2 separate regions of the Homo sapiens genome follow, and region 2 is linked to region 1. Evidence: chromatin loops called from intact Hi-C (ENCODE). Cell type or tissue: pancreas. All regions are shown on one strand. Links, peaks and the distances in the headings refer to the core of each region. The heading gives the core; the rest is flanking DNA. Region 1 overlaps MECOM (MDS1 and EVI1 complex locus). Region 2 has its middle 5.4 kb from the start of MECOM.

What was found. Peaks named below come from ENCODE experiments on the same cell type or tissue, not always from the same donor. Only the 100,000 strongest peaks of a DNase experiment are listed, where the experiment ranks them.
Region 2: it touches region 1 in a loop (6-fold over the local background); 4 of 110 quality-filtered maps call a loop at or near these places.

What each region holds. Positions count from the first base shown.
Region 1 is chr3:169,430,861-169,433,774 of GRCh38, forward strand. The region is part of intron 1 of MECOM (MDS1 and EVI1 complex locus); the gene reads right to left. Among named protein-coding and RNA genes, the nearest start is that of MECOM-AS1, 16 kb to the right of the region's middle. In pancreas, for the core only: no CTCF peak of the experiment used is centred there; no DNase peak of the experiment used is centred there; H3K27ac peaks cover 2,500 bases.
Region 2 is chr3:169,667,684-169,670,597 of GRCh38, forward strand. No RefSeq gene overlaps it. Among named protein-coding and RNA genes, the nearest start is that of MECOM, 5.4 kb to the left of the region's middle. RefSeq lists an enhancer at 1,430-1,931. In pancreas, for the core only: a CTCF peak has its summit at 1,603; DNase peaks (open chromatin) are centred at 908 and 1,548; H3K4me3 peaks cover 1,261 bases; H3K27ac peaks cover 1,741 bases.

The sequences.
Region 1 (2,914 bases), core at 219-2,718:
TACACTAGGTTCAAAGTGAGGCCAAAAATGGTATCACAAGGCCTATTTAGACATCCAAGCAAAGAATGCCAAGTCATTCTAAATAAATCCCCCAGCTGCAGTAGAATTTTACACATTTTCAAGTGCAAGTTTCTAATAACATTTTTGGGCTTGTTTTTCCCCTTGTCTGTTTCAGTCACTGTCTTTATATATAAGGGGAAATGAGTCATATTAAATTATGCTCCAGCAAATGTCCTATAAAGACATATCTAAGCCATCCTGTTTGCTAATAAAAAGATAAGATTTGTCCTCTGAAAGAAGCAAGGTTGAACTATGCCAAAGAGCTTACAGCCAGAGTTAGACAAACCCAAAGTCATTAGCTGGTGGGGAAATCTGAACTTGTGGCCTTTCTTCAAGTGGGAGGAGTAGGAAGGGAGTAGCAGGGACCTGTCAGCCTTGGAAACTCAAGCTTGTGGCGAGAGGCTGGGAACTTCCTGTGGTTACTAAGAGGCTGCGATACCTTGCATAGATGTCCTGATAATTGTTTTCTAAAGTTGGCACTGCCTACTGGCTTACCGTTGCTAGTAGAACATTATCAAAACCGGGGTCTTCCAGAATTATAGGTCTCTAAGACCTACATAGAAGAAATAAAGGTCCCTTGACCTGTTGCCAAATGGTACCACAAGAAAAAAAAGCCCTTATTTCAAACTTTGAGCTCAAGTTAACTTCCCTACTTTGTAATTCCCTGATGGATTCCCTGATTTACTCACCTGATTAGATTCAAAGTCGCACAGACTAATTTCAATATTTTCCATGGTAAATACAATTAGGTAGACTGGTCTGCCACAAATCCTAAAGCCAAATACACACGGTTGTGAGATTTTTAGATTCTCCTGTTTGGGGTTCTCAATTCAGTAGCATGAATTAGTACTTACATATAGAAATGGCTAAGAGCATCCAGCATACCAGGTAAATGAGGTGTAAGGCAACACGAGATGGCACAGACCAAGGGGTTAGGAGAGGCCATGCTCCATCTAAAGGAGGGAGCTGCTATCAGGTATGGCTGAGTGTTGCCATGGAGAAAACTGGTTTGATATGGCCACATAATCTGATACTTCAAGATAAATCAGAAATTTGGATTTTGGGGTGAGGTTTTTCACCTTTTTTTTTTTCACATTGTGTTAGCCAAACTACATGTGTCTACAAACTGACTGTAGGCCAGAGAGACAACAGTTCGAGACCTAGTATGAATCTTGTTTAATTCTCTCCCTTTGTCATGAAGAAAAGTGATAGTTCCACTGTCATTTTTGTGATAGTACTACTGTCTTTTTTTTTTTTAGACAGAGTCTTGCTCTGTCACCCAGGCTGGAGTGCAGTGGCACTATCTTGGCTCGCCACAACCTCTGCCTCCCAGGTTCAGGTGATTCTCCTGCCTCAGCCTCCTGAGTAGCTGGGATTACAGGGGTGCACCATCACACTCGGCTACTTTTGTATTTTTGGTAGAGACAGGGTTTCACCATGTTGGCCAGGCTGGTCTCGAACTCCTGACCCCAGATGATCCACTGGCCTCAGCCTCTCAAAGTGCTGGGATTATAGGCGTGAGCCACTGTGCCGGGCTGTCATTTTTTTCTTCTCATTATTTAGCCTTAGCTGATCTCAAAGACTTATGAAACAGTAAAGCAGATGTCAATGTCTCCCTCTCTAACACACAAACAGACATATACTTTCTTCATTAAAAATTACAGAAAACATTTAAAATATGAAGGTTCATCATGTGGATAAATTATTTCAACCTCATAGAACACAAAAAGCCCTGTTAGGCTATACATCTATTTCATTCTTCTTCTTTACTATTGAATTTTAAAATGTGTGCACAGTGAGGTGACCCTTATATCAAAGACTACAAACAGTGCTTAAAGATATGCAGCACCTTTTTAAAGAAACACACCTTCTTATAAGCACAGTTAAAAGGGAAAAGGTTAAAGGCTACAGTAGATTGTTCTATTCTGTGCCAAGATTCTGCTCCAGCTGCAACTAAATAGTGGTTCTCAGGCTTAATTAAATAAAGACCCGTGTAAATTCTAACTGTTTACTATGTGATTAGAACTTCTCTGGGCAAAAAGCTCATATTTGATTTCCTTGCTGTCTGCACTTGCCCAAACCCTTTACCCACCAGGTATGTACTGAAGCTGTGTAAACTCAACATTTTTCTTTTGGAATCAAGGGTAAGATATAAAAGTTTATAGAAACGGTGAGACCCAATTGTGGAAAATTCATTTTATGTAAATGGAAAAAAAGTATTCTATATATTAGAACCAATGTTGTCATGATGAAATTTCTTTGACTAGGCCGGGCATGGTGACTCACACCTGTAATCACAGCACTTTGGGAGGCCAAGGCGGGTGGATCACTTGAGGTCAGGAGTTTGAAACCAGTCTGCCAACATGGTGAAACCTCATCTCTACTAAAACTACAAAAATGTGCTGGGTGTGGTGGGGCACACTTGTAATCCCAGCTATTCGGGAGGCTGAGGCAGGAGAATTGCTCAAACTCAGGAGGCAGAGGTTGCAGTGAGCAGAGATCACGCCATTGCACTCCAGCCTGGGCAACAACAGCGAAACTCGAAAGAAGGAAAGAAAAGAAAGACAGACAGACAGAATGAAAGAAAGAAAAGAAAGACAAACAGACAGACAGAATGAAAGAAAGAAAAGAAAGAAAGAGGAAGGAAGGAAGGAAGGAAAAAAGGAAGGAAGGGAGGGAAGGAGGGAGGGAGGGAAGGAGAAAAGAAAGAAAGAGAAAGAGAAAGAAAGAAAGAAAGAAAGAAAGAAAGAAAGAAAGAAAGAAAGAAAGAGAAAGAAAGAAAAGAAAGAAAGAAAATTTCTTTCAATAACATTGAGAGCAGTAGTTTTTAACCTTTGTGAAAAATCATCTAGAG
Region 2 (2,914 bases), core at 285-2,784, 240 kb after region 1:
GAAATTAATTGGGTTCAGGACCCTGGGTAGCCTAGCTAAATTAATAGCTTGTCTAGTGGTTTAAATCCGAATTTTCAGTCCACAGGAGAGAAAGGGAGAGAGTCACAGACATGAAATGCAGACCCAAGGGACGCCTGAGTTTACTTGCAAGACACTCATCTATTAAATAGTGTCCAGAATACATTTGAGTTGAGGAGGGGGGCTGAAGTAGGAGGGAGCAGGGGCGACAAGAAAGAATGGAGCAAGATGGGGAGGGAGGCTGAGAGTGAGCGAAAAGGTCTCGAGTTGATTTTATTCGATTTTTCTTGTCTGCATTGTTTTCGGGAGGGGTTGCATTTAGGGGTTAAAATAAAAAATAAAGATCCTGTGTACTCGGAGCTGTCGTGCCGGAGTAAAAGTGAAAAGGGAGCCTTAGGCAAAAGGAAATTACTGCGAGCCCGCGTGACCTTTCAGGGAGGTAATCAATCAAGTGATCAACAGGGATATTTATCATCGCTATATAGGACTACTTCGCCCTGCACAGGCGGGGTGGGGGTGGGGCTGGGGGAGCGAGAGGAGGGTGGAGACACGCGCGCACTCACACACACACACTCACAAAAGTTTGAACAAACCTGATAAGCCTCGAGATAGAACACGTAGGCTTTAATGTTAAAGCTACCTGATTTGTCTGACATTGTCAGAGAAATACACACACATACACATATAAGCACACATCCAGGCAGCAGCGGCTGCATGAAGGTGTTAACTTTGAATGATCCGCCACGCTTTGCCCTAAAAGGGAAGCTTGCAGAGAAATGCGCGCTTTGAACGCCGGCGAGGCGACAGCTCAGGGCTAGCTCGGCTTCCACGTCCAGCCAGGGAAAGGGAGCCACGGGCCGCAAAGGGCGCGGGGCGGCTGGGGGCACCCCTCTCCACAGCGTCTCGACGCCGGGGCCTGAGACACGGAACAGCCTCCTCTTCCTGCGAAATCCTCGCGCTGCCGGGGCGGCATGGCACAGCGAGGCGCGCTCGGGACCAGCCGGCTCAGCGAGTACGCGCAGCTGGTGTTCGGCGGCCGGGCGATTTCTGCCCAGTTACCTTCTCTACCTCGTAAAACTTGCCGTTTTGTAAATTGCGTTTTCGGTCCCAGATTTCTTAGCAAATCATTCGGTTTTACAATCCTACTCCCTCCCCCTAGTTCAACATCCTCCCATCCAACTTCTGATGTGTATATAAGGTACGGGGAGCAGGGAGCGGTCAGGGTAGCTGGCTTTTAATAATAATGACGATGATGACATTAAATAGTCGATTTAAAATCTGGGCCCCCGCCCCGCTCGGGAATTATAATCAGCAGTTCTTTGGAGAGAACGTCGGGCTGATTACTAGCCCATGGGGTTGAAGAACCATTTCCCGAAGGGTTTATGAAACGCAGGTTGGAGTGATGCGCGCCGCCTCCCAGGTGGCGAGCCTAGGTTCCTGCAGTGTGGGAATGTGGGGCCGCGCCAGGGCCGTGCCTATTGGCACCAGGTGCTAAGCTCGCGGTCCCCCACCAGCCGCTCTGGCCGCCCTCTCCGGGCTCGGCGCGGCCTCCTCCCGCACAGCCTAGTCTGCGGCGCCCTCGCCTGGTTTCTTTGGCCGCGGCAGCTCTGGTGCTCACGCCGCTTAGGGCTCCAGCTGTGCACAGTAGCCGCCTGGGCGTGGGGGTGGGAAACAGCTGGAGCGCCCCGGGGAGGCGCGGGTTGGGGTGGAAAGGAACCCAGCAAGGAGGATTATGAGGCGAGCAAACTCCTGGAGCTGCTACCGGTTTAGAATCAGGAGGAGCAACTTCACGGGGCACGGAACTTGAGCTCCGGAAAGAAACCAGACTGTTCCTGAGCGATGCCCTGGGAAGTTTGGACCTCTTGGGGTCCCTTCCATTGAAAAAAGAATTACTTGGAAGAGTATTTCTCAAAGTGTAATGTGCATACGAATCGCCTGGGAATCTTGTTAAAATGCAGATTCTGATTCAGTAAGCCTGGGGTGGGGCCCAACATTTCTCAACAGGCTCCTAGGTGATGCAGATGCTCCTCGAAGTGTAGTCGCAGACCAGCAACATCAAGCATCGCCAGGATTTCAATAGAAACTCAAGATCTCAGGCCCCAACCAAACCTACTAAATCAAAATTGACATTTTAACAAGTGATTCACTAGAACGTTGAAGTTGGAGATGCACTGCAATAGAATGTGCCTGGCCAGGTTTTCTTTCTTCTGTCTTAAATCAGGACGCCTCTGTGATTGAACTTCATTTCAAATCCTGCTTTCTGCCGTGGTCACGGGAGAGGATGGAGTCAACGAACCTATCCACGTAAACGCTACATCTCCTCTGGCCCACTGCAGAAACCCTAGACTAACATGCATTGACCACTGAGCTTAGGGGCCAAATGCCACCTGCAAGGCTTCCTTGATTCTTGTCTGATTGACATCTCTTCCAGCCACTTTCCTCAAGCCCCCCTCACCCATTCAGTATTTTGCTGCCAAGTCTATGGCTTTTATTTCTCCCTCCTTACATTACAGTTTTTTGTTTACAGATCTTCCTTCCCCTTTCAGCTGTGGACATCTTGAAAGAGATTATGCCTTATATTCTCCACTTTGTTTTTTCATCTGCAGCATGGAAATAGGCATTTCTTCCCACATAGGATTAATATATAAAAATGCTTTGGAAGCCATGGTTGCCATTGTTAAGAAAAGATGGCAGTATTCAGATTTCAGGGCCATTATACCTTAGATAAATTCTGGGGTCACAAGATTGAGTTGAAACACCTTAAGTATCAAACCACTGGAGGTACAAATCCCAGTCCTCCCTTTTACCAGTTGCATAACTTTAGGCAAATTATTGAACCTCTCTGAGTCCCAGTTACCTCCCCTGTATTATTAGAATAAGTATGTACATCTTGCAG